2 separate regions of the Mus musculus genome follow, and region 1 is linked to region 2. A link is a loop called in an ENCODE intact Hi-C map of the cell type or tissue named here. Cell type or tissue: left cerebral cortex. All regions are shown on one strand. Each heading gives the region's core, and the rest is flanking DNA. Links, peaks and the distances in the headings are about the cores only.

The links. Hi-C counts contacts between places; a loop is a spot of excess contacts. Peaks named below come from ENCODE experiments on the same cell type or tissue, not always from the same donor. Only the 100,000 strongest peaks of a DNase experiment are listed, where the experiment ranks them.
Region 1: a loop joins it to region 2, with 2.3 times the contacts of the local background. A loop is called at or near these places in 10 of 42 quality-filtered maps.

Annotation. Positions count from the first base shown.
Region 1 is chr14:121,290,126-121,299,226 of GRCm38, forward strand. Stk24 (serine/threonine kinase 24) reads right to left here. Exons shown (of 11, transcript NM_145465.2): 6 at 7,010-7,195; 7 at 4,530-4,675; 8 at 4,065-4,188; 9 at 3,296-3,364; 10 at 1,855-1,991. Among named protein-coding and RNA genes, the nearest start is that of B930095G15Rik, 46 kb to the left of the region's middle. In left cerebral cortex, for the core only: no CTCF peak of the experiment used is centred there; a DNase peak (open chromatin) is centred at 5,455.
Region 2 is chr14:121,374,399-121,383,499 of GRCm38, forward strand. Stk24 (serine/threonine kinase 24) reads right to left here and starts at 4,832. Exons shown (of 11, transcript NM_145465.2): 1 at 4,500-4,832. The coding sequence starts at 4,541. In left cerebral cortex, for the core only: a CTCF peak has its summit at 5,162; DNase peaks (open chromatin) are centred at 4,085, 4,976 and 5,389; H3K4me3 peaks cover 2,419 bases; H3K27ac peaks cover 2,038 bases.

The sequences.
Region 1 (9,101 bases), core at 2,414-7,413, 84 kb before region 2:
AGTTGTTTAAGAGCCCACTGCCCCATCTGGGACTGAGAACAAAGCAGAACAAGCCCCCAGGCAGGCCAAGGCATGGCTGTTGATAAGGCATTCCAAAGAATATCTTGGCCGTAAAGATGAAAAGGTATTCAAGGACAAATGGGGCTACATTATCTAAGTTCACACCATCTGGCCGGAACCTCCTTTCTGTTACCCCTTGGCGCCGAGTAAAGTCATATACATCAACTGGTTGTTAAGTGAACAAAGATAAGCCCCCAGCCCACAGGAACAAAGTCCTGATGCACTGTGTTCTTTCTGTTAATGTTTGAATAAGCCAATAGTGCGTCGCTATGCTGAATTCCACACCCCTAAGCCCCTTACCCCATAAAAGCCCCTGGCTTTCGAGCCTCGTGGCCGGCATCTGTTATCTCCTGTGTGGGATTCATGCTGGTCCGGAGCTCCGTAATTAAACGTCCTCATGTAATTACAGCGAGTTGGGTCCTCGTGTTTTTTTGGGTGCTCTCACACTCCCGAGACTAGAGTGGGGGTCCCCGAAAGGGGGTCTTACACTATCACATTTCTACTAGAGCTGGCAGATTAGGTGCCTCAGCAGGGGACAGATCCAGCAACAAGAAAAGGACCAACTGGGCATACATACATCATACTACCTGTGCCTGAGCTACTAGGGAAATCAAGTCGTACTTACCAGCCACTCATACAACATCAGGCAACCCTGGACCACATGCAAAACTCCTGAAGGTGACAAACAAAAGCTGTGTGGTGGGCCTGAGCCCAGCTACATGGAGGCCAAGGCCGGCTGCCAACATGGCAGGCTTTGGGGGGTGGGGGTGGGGGGACAGGTCAGAGGTGCTGACTGTAGGCGGGCCTGATGCTGCAAAAGAGTTAGATCCTTGAATTCAAAGAGGGTGGAAGGAAACCAACTGCTGAGAGCTGTCCTCGGATCTCTGACCACAGTGTGCACACATGAGTGCACACATCACAGAAATGCACACATCACAGAGTGCACACATCACAGAGTGCACACATCACAGAGTGCACAAGTGACACCTTACTATTCCAAGCAGAAAACAGAATGCAGGATAATAAACAGACACCCTTTCTGGGTGTGGTTCTGCTTTGCTCGTGACAAACCTCTTTTTAAATGAAAATCTGATGCCACTACAAGGAAATTCAAAGTTGTCTTTTCCTTTACACTGTAACACATTGTTTCCTTTAAGATTCAAATCAGGGCAATCTTAAAAAGATATTGTCTCCTCCTCAATGGCCTCAAGACTGGGGGCCAACAAGCAAACCATCTTTATTTTTTATGCCAAACAGTAATGTCTATTCAACATGGAGGCTACGTGGCTAAAGCCACGAGGTAGAGACAGGAGCTAGGTAGCTCCTAGACACCAGAGCACAGGTTTCTAAGCAATGTTCTAAGGAGGGCTTTTGAGTCTACTACACCAAAGACCCTGGTATCTGAACATGATCTTGGTGTGACTGAGGCTGTCTCTCTCTCTCTCTCTCTCTCTCTCTCTCTCTCTCTCTCTCTCTCTCTCTCTCTCTCTCTCTCTCTCTCTCTCTCCTCTTTAGACTGCTGCATGTAGGTGTTTTAAGGCATCTTGCATTTCTTTGGCAACGGCTACAAATACAAAGCTCCATGTTCCTTTCCAGACTCAGGTCTCCCATTTGTAGAATTCAGAACAAGACTTTTCCCTCAGGAGAAGCCCATGGCCCAAGGGACAACAGAGCAAGAATGAAAAACCCCAGAGATATACCAAGGTGCAGTCTGTGACAGTTCCTAGTCTAAGAAGCCGTGCCAGCACCACCAGGCTCCCCTCCTGCAATCCAGCCCAGCCCAGGGCCGGTTACCTCTGCAGCCGCTGCACAAGCTGTGCCACCATAGTGTCTGAGATCCCAGGGCAGGCCTCTTCCGCCAAGTAGATGGCTCCCCGCAGCTCTTCTATTGACCCCAAGTTCCCTCCGCATGCCTGGCTCTTCTCTTTCAGCTGGAAATGCACACAAGAGCAGTGTCATACACGGGCACAGGGCTGGGCAGCAACCACTCCAGGAAGAGACAAATAGGCCCTGCCAACACTGCCATGCCAGGCTGACAAGGGCCCAGTATGAGCTCTGTGGCTCACGAGTCACTCTGGGTCCTCATCTTCTGTCTCTGTAAGCAGTTACATACACAGTGACTCTTCCAGACCAGAACACAGGCAGGTAACTGCACACCTTCACACATGAGTTTGATGAACACTCCACCACTTTCTCTCCCTTGTGCAGCCTTCTGCTCACCCCTGAAAGTGTCATCAATGCCTACATGTACAACTGTGGCGTCACTGGGCAGCTACAGTGTGGGTCACCAAAGCTTCGTTCCTGATGGTTATGGGCTGGGTGCAAACTTCAGGCACATAGCCTTTGGGGTCAAGAGTGCTGCCTAATGTTCTCACATACACATGGCAACCCTGAGCTCTGGGACTCCACCACACCCTCCTCTGCTCTCATGAGTCATAACTGTGATTTAAGGCACCTCCCCAGCATGAAGACCAACTTCAAATCTGTTTCCTGAATGTAACCTTAGGTGTGGAATATCCCAAAATCTCCTGCTTCCATTTGTTAACAAACGTTTTAGAAAATGCTCAGCTTTGGTCCCACAGGGTGTTAACCTTAGGGTAGCAGTTTCCTTGTCCTGTCTCTGAGGGACACGTGGAGGGACTGGCTAAGGCAGGGAGGGCCACATAAGCACACTTCCAAGCACAGGATTTGGAGATCTGCAATCTGCCACTCACCTGCCTCTGACCTGACCTGCACCCAGGTATCTCGAAGCAGAAGCAAAGACAAGACAGGAGAACCGGGGCCCTATGCTTCTCCACGACTGCGCTAAACTCATGTCCGCTGAGCTGATGATTATCTAAAACGAAGGGCGCTGAACACCCGACTCTAGTTCTCACCCTAACCACAGGGCACACTGGGAAAGCAAAACAAAAAAAGATTTCCCCCTTCGGTTCTAGAACTTCCAGAGTATCATCTCATTCCCAGTGGATTTGAGGTGGCTACTGAGGAATGATTTCAGGAAACAATTTAAGCCAGTAATAACCTATACAACTTCCCCTAGTCACCTGCCTGGCTTACGGAAGGCAGGGCCCAGGGCCAGCAGTCACCATGGACATAATGCATGTAGACTTGAGACTGACTCTGCAAGTTTTAATGCCTCTAACTTGTACTGACTGGCAGCCATCCACAGAAAGTCAGCCCTGGTCCCCTCTTCCTCCCTTCCTCCCCTCCCAAGAATAACAGCCAGGGATCTTACCTCCGCAAACAGAGGAGAAATGATTGTGGATAAACACTGAGAGAAAGGCCTCTTTGGGATATCTTTCATCTTAGGGAAGGAAAAGAGAAAGGAGTCGTTAGAAACAGGCAACAATTCTACCAAGGATGACTGGATTCTCTCCCCTGAGGAAACAACTTCTGTTCATGATCTCTGAGGGAAGACTCTACAAAGGGGCTCCACCCATGAGCCCAGTGCATGGCACCAGGAGTGAACTCCTTAGGCACGGACACATAATGCTCTGCAGGTAGGAAACCCTAGAAAGCTGAAGCCAGGTACTCCGTATGGCCACAGTGAAAGGCCCAACTCCCACTCTCTGAACCGATGAGCTCCTCAGGCCCATGAGGCTACACAGATGGACAATGACAAACTAATCGTAGTGGAAACCCACCGCATCCACATGAAGTCTATATTCAGTACCAAAAGGAACATACTGGTCTTTAAGGGCCTGCAATAAAAACTGCCCCAGTAAAAATCAGGGTATCTTGAGTAAATCCAACAGCTACTTCTGGAATTCTCACACAGGAAACTTCACATCCAAGCCCACCTGTGGTCGAGATCAGGAGGACCCAGTGTTGCACACAAGGTGAAGATACACAATTCAGCCCTAAGTAAGCCCGCACCTCAATCCTAATGGTCAGACAGAACTCAATCTTTAACCTGTCAATGCCTTAAGGGGCAGATGCCGCTCCCACAGCAGGCTTACTGTGGACAGATTCCCCAGCGCCACTGGCTGGTGGGCACACGGTACCTTATTTCTTTCCAAGTCCGAGAGCTGAAGAGTTCCGTTCTCCAGATTCTTGGGATCTTTCTCCCGGATAGTGAAGATCCAGTCCCCAGAGTCGCTGCCTCCAGACGCCTGGCCATCTGTCTCCCTTGGAACAGAAATCCTACCAAGTTCACCAACACCAGGCCAGGGGCTGCACTGCCCAGACCACCACCAGCTCCATCACTCCTGCTGCTGCCTCCAGCACACAGTGGCCACACCTCTCCTAAGGATCCGCCTGCCACTTCACTATTAGTCCCTTTGGGGCCTCAGTGTCTCCGCAGGTTCCTCCTTCTGGCCATGACTCTAAGTTTGTACTCTCTTTTGCCCTCCCACCCCCACCCTGGCCACAGCTACACACACAAAAAAAGCTCACCCCCACCCCCACCCCCACGAAGCAGGGCCCAACTCTCTGCTACAGGCATGGAGAGCCTGGACAGGGCAACTTACACGTCAGAGTCCTCCGAGCTGGAGTCCTCGTGGCTCTGCTCCGCCTTCCACCTCTTGTACCTGTCGATAAGCTCGGTCAAGTAGGACGTTTTCTTTGCATTGCGGATTATGAATTTGTGCTTCAATAATTCCTTAGCAGTGGGCCTCTGGAAAGCACACATGTCGAAGTCATCACCACGAGAGGACATTTCCTCTTCACCCCACTCTATCCCACACAAACAGACAAGACTGCTGGGTTAAAAAGCCAGACCATCGCACCACGGGGCAGCCCTGGATTCTGCTTCAGAGCCTGCTCCTAACTCAGGCTTTCTGGAGAAGTCATTTCATACCCATGCCCAAGCATATATGGGCACAGGGAAAATGGGAGAGAGTTTCCAACAAAGACTGAAGCATCCTGCCAGAGTAGCTCACCAAAGAAAAAGAACTCCTGCAAAGAACTCCACAAAGAACTTGGTGAGTACTGTCTGAGAGAGCTCATCTTGTTTTTCTTTGGTTTCTCAGCATGAGTGCTGGCTAAGGGAAATACACATTCTTTATGATCTCCTATAGTGTTAGGCGAATACCCTAAACTGAGTTCACAGATTCGACTCATCTCAGAAGAGGTTGGGACAGGAGTTAGGAGAGACCTGACTGGCTCCTGGCTCCTGCCTCGGTTCCCTCACTCACCAGCACTCCCCACTTAGAAAAGTAGGTCCGTGAAGCCATCACCACGATGGTGACAGGGACCAACAGCTTAATCCCCACCCAGCACGGCACAGCTCCAACCAAATGGCATTAAAGAGTGTAAGCGGCTTCCCCATCTACTGGCAAAAAGTTCCCCAAGAAACAGAGTGGCCCAACTAGGGACAGATAGCAAAATCACAGAGATGCCAGGCAGGCACACCCACAGTGATGTTTGCTCCAAAGAATCAAGAATAGCATTTTCTTCTAATGGAAATCTCTGAGAGTCCTCCCGCCCCCATCTTTTGGCTGTGACGCTCCAAACATCCCAAGTGTTCTCAGCTTTGCAGCTTTCACATGTGAAGGTCCAGGGGTAAGCCAAGGTAGAGGGGTGCATGGTGGGAATAAACGGTACTGCACATGCTTTAAAAAAAGATGTGAAGCCGGGCGTGGTGGCGCACGCCTTTAATCCCAGCACTTGGGAGGCAGAGGCAGGCGGATTTCTGAGTTCGAGGCCAGCCTGGTCTACAAAGTGAGTTCCAGGACAGCCAGGGCTATACAGAGAAACCCTGTCTCGAAAAACCAAAAAAAATAAAATAAAATAAAAAAATAAAAATAAAAAAAATAAAAAAAGATGTGCACATATTTGGGTCTCTCTTCCACCACATTGTGTGGCACCATGGTGTAACAATCAAACATTGACTTAGCATGCAAGACCACACCCACCACCTGACCCAATAACCAAATGCAACCTGCTAACCTCAACCTGCAGCCCCTGGTGGAGCCAAGACAGTGTTTTCTGCCCCTTTTAATCCCTTTGCCAGAACGGGCTCCTGTTGATAACCATATGATGCTCCTGTGTCATTCATCTTTTCTCACCATTTTCAGACAAGAGCTAACGGGGACCCTCTCCATGAGTATTCTTCAGGCTCAATGAAGCTAAATCTGCTCAAAGAAACCCAAATCAAAGCTACGGCATGGAGTGCTACATGTGACAACACACAGGCTACCTTTCTATTCCAAGAAAAGCCCCGATTCTCAGAGAACAAAGAGGAAAGCTCAGAGTAGCTAAGGGCATGCATGGGCTTTGCCACCTCTAAGTAAACACAGAGAGAAAAGGCGGGGCAGTGGAGGTGGGCGACTCACGTGTACCCCGTGTGTCTGTTCCCTAGCACACAACAACTAACTGGAAGCTGACCATTTGCTTCCTTTATTTTGAGTCTACCCGCTGCTACTACTGAAGTAGCTTCCTAGTTGTACAGCCTGACTTTTCTCTATAAATATTAAAAATTGACCATCCTACCTATTATACTAAGTAGAATATTCTTCAGGCTCAATGAAGTAAGGAGATGCTAGAAAATCTAAGATAAAATAATTACATCTGAAATCCCTAAAAGACAAGAGGATGACAAAAGGCAACAAAGAGCGAGCGTCCGTAAAGAAACGGGGCAGTGGTGGTGCCCAGAACTCAGGAAGCAGAGGCAGGCAGATCTCTGTGAGTTCAAGGCCAGCCTGGTCTACAGAGAGAGTTCTAGGAAAGGCAGAGCTTCAGAGAGAAACCCTGTCTCAAAACAAATAAGAGGAAGGAAGGGAGGGAGGGAGGGAGGGAAGGAGGGAGGGAGGGAGGGAGGGAGGGAAGATAGATAGATAGATAGATAGATAGATAGATAGATAGATAGATAGATAGATAGATAGATATTGAATTCATTTGCCAAGACTAGAGAGAGAGAGATCAGGGAGACAGCTGGAAACAGTGTCTGGCCCAACCCTAACAGAAGAAATGCAGACCAAGATGAGACTCCAGAAAGGTGCACACTCACAAAGCTGGGCTCCTTGTTCAGGCAGGCCTCCACGAACTCCTTGAGGGGTTTGCTGTAGTTCCCTTCCAGTGTGGGAGGGTTGTTCTTTGGGATGAGGAATAACACCTTCATGGGGTGCAGCTCAGAATGTGGTGGCTCTCCTTTGGCCAGTTCTATTGCGGTGATGCCAAGGGACCAGATGTCTGCCTGCAAGGACAAAAGCATGTTAAAGACGTGAGACACATTCAGACAGGCACAAGGGAGGGGAAAACACGCGCGCTTCAATCTCAGGTTCTGAAAAAGACCACTATTCTGAACTAAGAAACACAAGCCAGTGGCATAATTTTAACACAGGAAACAAGTGGACAGATTTTATGTAGCAAACACTACATACAAATACAAAATTGCTACAGTAGCGATCCAGACTGGCCACCTCTGTGGCAGGCAGCAGGCCTGTGTCAGGTTTCCAGCAGCAGTAACAGGAGTACATGAGCAGGAGGAACTTCACCCCTGGGCAGCACCTGGTACTACACACTGCTGCTCAGACCTAGTGGTCTCAAACAGCAGCACTATAATCAGGGTCTTAGGACACTAGACAGGCAGCTTTCCCTTAGCCCTGCCCCCTTGATTTTCACGAGGGAGGTAGTTTCAAGGGTGTATAAAGGGACTGCATTACCACTGTGCCCACAACTCAAAGCATTATTGCTTTGTTTGATGGCATTTGCAGTGCTGGGAACTGAACCTAGGGGCTCACCCTAGGCAAATGCTCTTATCAGTGGTAGAGAATGTTTATTATAAAAATGGTCAAACACACAGACATGGACATTAATATAACCATACATATGGCACACAAAGGTAATCACTGTGATCACTTTCATATAGACTTTGTTAAGTATAGTGACTTGTAATCACAGCACCCAAGAGACAGAGGCAGGAGGACTGCCACAAGTTTGAGGCTAGCTCAAGCCATATACACAGCAAAATACTAGAACTATATACAGCAGGATCTTATCTCAAAGAAAGAATAAACAGACAGACAGACAGACAGACAGACAGAAGCTATCTTGACACCTGCCACCCCTCACCCCCGAGTACTTCAATATGCCAGCCAAACAGGGCTTGTCTGCACCCTGACACTGAAATTAGCAATACTAGCAGTAGAAATGGAGCTACTGAACTTGGAGCTTTCCCAGGCCATGAGCACAGCAGCTCTCGTGTGTGGTGCTAGGCAGCAACCGATGGCCCATTTTCCAGACAGCACTGCTACCAGAATGAGCAAGGGGGAAAAAAAAGTACGTCCAAGTTCCAGTGAGTTTTTCAAGGAGTATCTACAATTCTTTAATATCAAGTAATACCTGAGCCTTTCCAACTGCTTAAAAACCATAAAAGTTTCCAGAGCTGCTTTATCTGAATTAGGATCCAAAGTCCACTTGCCCCATATGATGGCTACGCTGCCCAGGTCCTTTAATCAATAGCGGTCTCTATTGCCAATTTCCCCAGAGCCTTTAAGAATGAGGTCTCAAGTCCTTACTCTGCGTGTCATTTCCCTTTGTCCTGGTTGGACTTGATAAGCTGGAAGAACCTCACTCAATGGAGAGCACGCCCCGTCACACTGACCTACAGGCAAGCCTTTTTGAAGCATTTTTTCTCCTGATTAATGATTGATGTGGAAAGGCCCAGACCACTGTGGGAGGGGCCATCACCCCTGGACAGGTGGCCCTGGTATGTGAGAAAGCAAACTAAGCCAGCCAGGAAGAACCAGCCAGCAAGTGGAATCCCCTATGGTCTCTGCTACAGCTCCCATCTCCAGGTTCCTGGCCTGACTTCATGAGGGACTGTACATTTTAAGGTGAATTAGCCCTGTGCTCCCCAAGCTGCCTGTGGTCACTGCAGTTACCACAATACTAAAGCCTTCACTAAGCACCCCTGACATCTGATGTGTTTCTCTCTCAGTGTGTTCCCAGCTAAGGCCCTGCAGGTTCTGACTTGAGACTCAGACAGACTAGGCACTGGGACAGCCCTGCTCTCCAACTGCCCAAACCCCTGTGTCGGACTGTCACCTCTGTGCACGGTACGTTCCTTAAATGCTCACTGTATGAAAGGAACACAAGTC
Region 2 (9,101 bases), core at 2,268-7,267:
GCTCTGTAAAAATTCTACAGGGCTCTCTTAGCTATCCAGGAACATTTGAGCCCCCAGTATTCCCTACCCCGGCATCTTCTGCTCAAATACTCTGATAACTTCTAGTGGACACCCAGAACCCACTTCCCAGATCACCTATGTCTGAGAACACAGACACCTCAAAGAACAAAATACCCAACCCAGTCTCCAGGCCTCAGCCCCACCCAGCAGGCCCGTAGACACCCCACCTCTCCATCCTACAGAAACTTGGTGCTTTCCAAACATGCACCTGGTCTCCTGGGCCCCAGTTACCAGAACCTTCTCAGGGCCTGCCCTGCAAGGGCTCCTGACCACTTGAGGCCAGGGACCTATATCTTGATATCATCCTCTGAAGACTCTGTCTACATCAGGACCAGAAGATGCTAAACCTCCATCCGCGTTCAGCCTCACCTGAGATGGTCTTGAAACCTAGACCTCACAACTTTGCTGAAAGGCCACTCAGACACCAAACCACCCCCCAGGGTACAGTTCCAAACAGGGCAACAAGAGCAGGTATGTCCCAACGAAGCAGGGAAGAGGGCGACTAGACTGTACACAACGGCCTATGGGCATTGAGTCTCACAGAGGGGTGGGCAGCTAGAAATGTGCTAGTGAGCATCTTCCTGGCTACCCTGCACACAAGCCCCCTCACAGCTAGGGCTTGCAGCCTAGGAGCTGAACAAAGGGAATGAAACCAGGATATAAAAACATCAGCAAGCAAAATCTAAGTTTTCTTCGTTACACCTTTAAATCATCTATACTTGCAAACACGAGGGTCTCTTAAATTCAAAGCCTCGAGACATGCTGAATTAACTCCAGCCTTCTTACATATGTGACTTATCTAACTTCGTGTATTTTAAACTTGGAGCCATGAACTTGGAGCCACATGAACCAGTGGGCTGTGGAATCAATTCAATGTTACAATCAGCTTCTCCCCCCCCACCCCCAACCCCCACTACTGCAGTAGTGACTTACAAGGAGCAAGAAACAGTGCTACACTCTGAAGCTTTAATTTCTGGTCCTGATGCCAAGTCTCTGTCTTACAAGGGTCACAGCCCAGAAAGGCTTTAAAAACGGCTAGCAGAATTCTGTGACAGAAATGTGCAGCCTGCAGAGGTAGACTGCTGCAGAGGGCTGGAGTTTGGTTCCTGTAGCTCTTCTTCCAACCTCCCAGGACTCCTATATACCTGTATCACATGCTACATACACATGTGCACACAACATACTTTTATACCAAAGAATTTTATAAGCAAAAAGCTAATTCTTTTAGATCCCTCAACCCCAAACAGGGTTTCTTTGTATAACTTACCTAACCATCCTAGAACTAGCTGTGTAGACCAGGCTAGCCTCGAACTCAGAGATCCACCTGCCTCTGCCTCCCTAGTGCTGGGATTAAGATCTGAGCCACCGCTTGCCTGGCTTGCATAAAGCTAATTCTTTTGCTCCATGATTTAATGGAAATTCAAAGCACTAGATAGGTCCCTCCCACCTCCAACTAAACTTTTTTCACTGGAACCAACATGGCAAAACAGTGAATGTTCCTGAAGAAGGCAGGAAGGACATAACAGCCACACTCATCTACTGCAGTCAGCTCAGAACGTGTTTTTTCAAGACAGCTACACTCCAAAGACCAACCAGGCTATCCTCGAACTCCGAGATCTGCCTGGCTCTGTGTCCTGGGACTAAAGGCACCTGGCCGGGTCTTACTTTCTAGTTCTCTCACAGACTACAAAATAACCCAAAGAGGAAAGAAAATCCTTAGAAAACCTCATCAAAACAGTCAGGTATACAGCCTTCAACTCCTCACCAAAGATCATTAGAGTCGTCAATCAATCACAGCCACTGAGTGAAAAAATCATTCATCTTATATTTCTTTCTTCAGCAAACACAATCTAAAACAAAATGATATATATTATTTGCAAAGGCAGGGCGAAGACCTGGGTTCTAATCACTGTATGTCATCTAAAATGCTACCTTACCTTGGTCCGTTCAAATACTCTCTCATTCACAAAGCTATAAAACGGTATCTTCTCTTCATCAGTACCAGTAATAGTCAACAGATATAAAGTGATTACAGGCCATAAAGTCTTTATTCTAAAGCATTCCTGAATTCTGCTTTTTTTTCCCTCGGGCTGTCTGAATCTGCACTTCTGCCTTGCCAAACTTTGTGCACTTCTTCTGAGACAGTGTCTCAGCATTAACCTTGGCTGGCCTAGAACTCTCTAAGATAACCCAGGCTGGCCTTGAACTCTCTAAGATAACCCAGGCTGGCCTTGAACTGACAGAGATCCAGGAGGCCTCCACCTCCTGAGCGTTGGGATTGAAGACAGCCACTACCACACCCGACTTGTCAAACTAACCCAGTTCCTCCTAAACCCGAGCCAGGACGGACAGGGAGTTCATAAGCACAGCAGCAATAGGGAATGCCTCTCTCTTCCTCTCCAGTTTTACCCTAGAAAGAGTCAAGGCCAGATCTGCCTTTCATGTAATCCTCAAAACAGCTCCCAGGGAGCTGCAGCTCCTGACTCCAAGTTGAAAATAAACGCGCTGGTTTTTCTTTTCTGGAGGGAAGGGAAGGAAGGAACAGTCTCCAATAATACACCAAAAATGTATCATATGGTTTGAAGACATACACAGGGGCGGGTACGACTGTGGGAAGCCACTTTTCCTCCTCTGAGGAACCAGAACAGACAAAAAAAATTAATACTAGTAAAAAAAGGTTATCGTCTTCACACCAAAAAGCAAAATTAAAACATCTTCCTTTCAAGAACACGTATGAAATACACTTTTTGGGTAAAGTTATTGAATTTTTCTTTTTCCCAAAATGAAGATTTTTTGGCCCATTCTTTAAAACAAACAGAAGCAGAATCCAGCTGGGAACCACTTGGTACTGACCCCACACACTGCCACATTAAGTATCTTTTCAAACACTTTCTTTTACAAAGGTTGGGGCTAGTGAAGAGGCTTCAGGGTGGAGCCAGGTAAATCACTATAGCAGCCAGAATGAAGAAAACGTGAAGAAATGTGCCACGAGGTCCTTCTGGCCACAGGTAAGAAACTGTCACCCAGTTGACCCTGATGTCTTGTCTCTGAAGTCAAACCAAGGCAAGAGTTGCAGGAGGCCTGGGGTGACTTTCAACTAGCGGCCAGCACCATCAAGTTTTAGAACGCAGGCAAGGTGAGACTCAGGAATACTTTGAGAGCACTTTTCCAGTGACACTTCTCAATTCCAACTTTATTATCCCTTAAAAATGACTCAAGTTCTAGTGGCCACTGAAGTGGTAACTTTGAATTCCTATTTTTCCAGAGTTCAAAACCGGGGCCAAGAAAACCATTTTCCTTACGTGGTATGGAAAGAAAAAAGAAGAAGAAAAGAGGGATAGGAACTATTTTCAGAAGTGGCAGAAGCAGTAAGAGGCAAGCAAGGTCCATGCGGCTCAACCCTGAAGCCAGAGAGAAGGCGCCTGCTGCATCTATAAACTGATAACCTTGGATATTCTGAGGTGTTTTGTTTTTTTTTTGTTGTTGTTGATTTTTGTTTGTTTTTTTTTAAGCAAAACTCTTCCGTTCACTTCCTTGGGAAAGCAAAACTTTGACTGGTCTTGCTATCTTAATCGCAATCATTATGTCTGTATTTATTATATACGCTCACAAACTTTACAAGTTTGAACAGACAAGTGATTGTTTTTCAAAGTGCAGAAAACCATCCTCAATAGCAAAAAAAAAGTTCGTGCATCCATATAAACTTGAAATTCAACTCCGTCCCCTCACCGCCCCCTTCCCCTCCGAAGAAAAAGTCACTGGCAGGCTAAGAAGATACAAAGTGTGCACCAAGAAGCCCGCTAGCACACAGTTCCTCTGGATGCCAACCGGTCTCAAAGTGAAAGTCCAGCAGCGGAGTCCTGGCACCCGAGGGATGAACCTGGGCTCTGCACACCAGGGCGCTCGCGGAGGTGTGGGTTCCGCCTCCCGAGTTTGCAACCTCGCACTTTCCGCACCAGAACTACAGGCTCCGATGCGAGGTTACATCTTCCTGCACCCCGCCCTGCGGCCCGCCCGGACTGTGACCAGCCGGGGCGCGCTCCCGCCCTGCGCTCGGGTCTCCCGCTTGAGGGGTCTGGGGAGGGACTTTTGCTAACTGAGGACGGACCCCAGAGTGCCGCTATCCCTGTCCCAGGCCCACATAGGGCCCAGGCACCAAAGCGGGGCCTCCAAGGACACTAGTTCAGACTCCTGCCCGGGATGGGCGCTCGGCCTGCGCGTCGGACTTGGGGAGCGCAAAGCTCCTGCACCCCACCTCGGCCCCAGGCCGCAGACCCCAAAGCCCCTCCACGTGCATACACCCGAGATCCCCGCCGCCCGAGTCGGCGAAGATCCCGGAGAAGCGGGCCCGGCTGGTTGGGGGGAGGGGGGGCGTGTTGACACCGCCAAGTTGCCCGCTTCCGCCCTGGCCGCAGCCCGACCGGGCCACCCCAACCTACCTGCATGCCCGGCAGGCCCGACTGCACCGGGGAGTGGGCCATGGCGCTCGGCGCCGCCACTTCCTGGCCCGGGACGCGCGGAGCCGCGCGGCGAGCAGGCCCGGGGCCGCGCGCAGCCCTCGGGTGGCGGGGCGGGCTCTGGAGCCCGAGGCCACCGCACCCCGGGGACGGTCTCAACGAAGGTTGGCGGGCCGCGGCCCCATACACTGAGCCTGGGGCGGGCAGTGGGGGGCGCGGGGGACGTCTCGAGACTGCGGCTGCTTCTCCAGGGATCCCGTCGCTGCGCCGCCGCGGTGCTCAGGTCGAGCCGGGCGGCCTGGGCCCGCGAGCGCTGGCCGCCTGGAGCCGAGTGGGCGCGCACAGTCCGCCGCGCCCCGCCCCGGCCCGGCCCCCGCGCCCGCCCCCGCGGCCCGGCCGGGGACCCCGCCCCGCGCTTCCGGGAGGGGGAGGGGGAGGGGAGGAGCCGCCGGGCGCCCTAGGCCGCAGTCGCGCCTCCCTGCGGGCGCGCAGGCGGGGTCCCCGGGGCCCGGCGGGCAGGCGGGCGCTCTCGGGTGCTGTGCGCCGGGGTCCTTCGGAACCGCGGGGTGGGCCTCGCGCGCGGAAGAGAGCTGAGTTTGGGGGAGCGAAGAGCACCGCCCACTCCTACCCTTCCCTCTCCACCCGCCCTGGCCCTCCAGAGGCCAGAGTCTGCACTCGGGGTGTCCCCAGAGGGGCCTAGCCTGGGGCCTATTCCAAAAGCCCCGGCCGGAGCGTCCTCACTGTACGAAGTTTCCAGCCAGATCAAGGAAGAAACCCCAAGGGTAGAGAGGGCGGTTTGTGTGCACTGCCTTGGGTACTGAACTCAGCCTCGCCTGGGCCGCCGGCTGTGGAAACTTAGCTGGACAGAGGAAGGGCTGGGCCCCGCCATCTCTGCGCTGCGCACAAGAAGGGAAAAGTGGGGTGCGGAGGGGTGCTGGAGGAAGGGAAGACAATAGAAGGAAACCGCGTCCCGACTCTTACCCAGCCCTCCCCTCGCTTCACTGCTCCTAAGGCCGTAGGCCCTCTCTGGGCACCAGCTCTGCCCTCCTCCTAAGCTGCCGCTTCTGCAGCAAACAAGGAAGGATGGAGTGAATCCATGCGGTTCCAGGAAGTACTTTATTTACAAGTGGCAAATAGGAAGTGGTCTAAGAGTCAGAATCGCTGTGTCTCTCGCCATAGGGACCCTGAGGCCTCATTCAGGAGTGCCCGCTTTGCCCCACAGCTGTGCAAGGTTAACCATACAAAATGAGTCCCCAAGAGTTCAGAAATAGAGGACGCATAAATCCTCGACTAAGGTAGAGAAGAGATTATTCTCTGAGGTGTCCTTGTATTCCAAGAACACAGGCTCCCTCTGGGTCCTGCATCAGAAGTTAAAGTAAGCCGAATACCCTTTGGAAACCTAGCCTAGGAGACCTCCAGGATGCTAAGATGTATTAGAAGGCTTGCATGATTACTCCTGGTCACCTGACTGAGATGCGTTGCCACTTCTAAAGAGTAAACTGAAAACATTAAAAGTATGAACCCATATAACCAAGAGTTTATGTGTTCCCTAAGCAGAAGAAACCTAAAAAGAAAAGAAAAAAAAATGGAGTACTTAATGAATACAAGGGAAAATGATCAAGACCATGAATCTTGAAAAGGCATATATTATTCAACCTCAAATTCTACCTAGAATAACATGAAAGAATGACCAGAAATACAGGAGTCTCTACCAAGAGGCAGCGACTTTCAGCCTTGGAAATGTCTGATTACATAAAGAGTACTTTCTTACTACTACTACTTCACCAGGTGTGGTGGCACAAGCCTTTAACCCCAGCATTTGGGAGGCAGAAGCGGGCAGATCTCTGTGAGTTCAAGGCCAGCCTGGTCTATATAGTTCCAGGACAACCAGGGTTATACAGGGAGACACTTTCTAAAGAACATGACCCCCCCCCCAAAAAAAAAAAAGAAGAAAAGATATTTTAGTAGGTCATGTTTAGTAATTGTGATAATGTCCCTCAGAGGCTCATGTATCTGAACACTTGCTCCCCAGTGGGTGAGTGCTATTTGGGGAGGTATAAGCAACCCAGCCTTGCTGGAGGAAGAATTCCTGGTGGGAGTGATGGTGAGCTTTGATGTTTCAAAGCCTTGCCCAGTGCTCTTCTCTATGCTTGGTGCTTATGGTTCAAGACCTGAGCAATCAACTTCCTATGCTGCTGTCATGCCTGCCAAGCTCCCCTGCCACCACTGACTCTAGACCCTCTGGAGCAATTCACCCAAATAGATACTTTGTTATAAAAGCTGCCTTTGTCCTGGTGCTTTGTCACAGCAGCTAGGGAGATGTAACTAATGCAGTAATGTAGAAAGATAGTTTTATTACATAGTGTCAGGAAAATATAGGATACAAAACAATAATATGTAATCTGAAGTCCTAACACTAGGAGGTAGAAACAGGAAAATCAGGAGTTCAAGGCCAGTTTCTCCTACATACTGAGATACAGACCAATCTGGGCTAGGTGAGACCAAAAATAATAAATAGGTAAATAAAAAATAAAAAGGGTAGACTGATCACAAGCTACTGGAATTATACATCTATGCACAGAAAAAAAAGTCCAGCTATACACCAGGATTTAGCAGTGATTATTATTCCTGGACTTAAAAATGGTTTCTTCAGTCTCTGCTAACCTCCACCTATGAAGACACCATGCTAAAATGTGTGCTTAGGATCAGCACAGTCAAACCAATAGCATGACTGAGGACGAAGAGAAAGGGGACAATCAGAAGTGTTGGAGAACTGTTCTTTGACCAATAAACTACAGAAAACTTGTAACTGGCTTTGTTGAGCTAATTTTCAGTATCGAGGCCACAGAGACTGAAGTGCAACATGACATAATTTACAAAGCTAATCAGTATCTCCTTTTATACCCTAACACAACATCTCCTTTTGTACCCCAACACAGATGAGGATCAGAACTTGTCACTTCCAACAGGAACTGAGTTATCCGGACACCGCGACTGGCTTTTGGGAGCTGGCTCTCTCCTTCCTCGTACCCTTCTTGTTCCCTCGCTGACTGAAGCTCTCTCCTTCCTCTTACCCTTCTTGTTCCCTCACTGGGTGAACTTTACTTCTTAGACCGTGTTGAGTACTGTGCCTGTGGAAAGAGAGGAAGTCACACAGGAGTTACTGGTTCGGCTGCATCCTTTATTGGTATTACCCAACATTCCTAGGCCAGTTGATCCCTCCTTTCCTTGTTTTCCCAGAGCAAAGATGATTGACAGGACAAAAGTGCAGAATCAGATCCTGCCCAATGGCTAATTATATTCATTCATTCATTCGTTCATTCACACATTCACTCATACCTGTTTTAAATAACAACTACATGTCAAGCCTACAGTACAGGCTTGGGCATGCAAACACTGGACCCTGGGTGCTTCCCTAATGCCATCCTACAGACCAGTGTCACTAGATTCTAATTTTGGAAGTGTACAATACAAAACTTGGGGTTATAATAGCTGCCTTTGCAGCTGAGCGGGGAAAAGGATTTCTCTGCCTCCTGTTACCATTTTCTGCACCTCCAATACATGATTATGACAGATTGTAAACTCATAATTCCAAAAGGAGAGACTGTGAGGGGGATCCATAAAGATTATACTTATTTCCGGTCTCCATGGATACACTAATACATCAAATTATTTTCATCCCCTTCTTTGCCTTTTGTGTCACTTAAAGACATGAGTTGAGCAACGAATTGTGCTCTTGACATATATTCTGGGCCACACAGGACATGACTATATTCCTATACAGAGCCTCTTCCGCACAAGGAGCCCCCGTTTATCAGTCACCCCTAAGCCAATTCTGAACTCTGCCAAGCTTGAGGAGTACAGCAGAAATCAGGAGTTCAGTACTCAGTCCCGCCCTTGTCTTCCTGAGTCAGAAAGACAAACATCCCTAAACACCACTAGACACCAGGGTATTAGCAATTTAAATGCACAGATTAAAGACAGGGACTTTCACGGCAAACTCTAAGGAGAAAAATATGAATAGATTGGTAACTAACAAACAGCAACTTGATAAAGTCTACATGTCTAGTAGCTGGCCCCAAATTATCAGCATCTGTACAAAGAAGCACCTGTCTTTGTCGGGTGACAGACAAGGATGCTACACCAGTTACATAGAAGAATGGTGTGAGTAAAGCATCACACAGTGGCCAAGGAGGCTCTTACAGGACATCACTAGGGTCACCTTTATTCACACCCCACATCAGTCTGTCAGGACCGCCACCACAGAACATCAGCACACTACAGAGGTGGTGCCGGAAGCTGGGAGCCACAGGTCGAGGTATCGGCTTCTATGGCTTGCAGCTGACAATCACCCCCCACCTTCCGGCTGAATATGCTTATCCCTATCTCCCTTTCCAGAAGGACACCAATCAGAGCAGATTAAGTTTATCCTAACACCCTCATCTTACCTTCCTTCCTTAAAGACCCCCATCTACAAATCCAGCCACAGTTCTGGGTGGTTTTCTGGGTGTCGAGGGTTAGGACTTACATTCTGAATTGCAAGAGAAGGGTAAAACTTGACACAGGCTCTCTCCTCTTACCAGC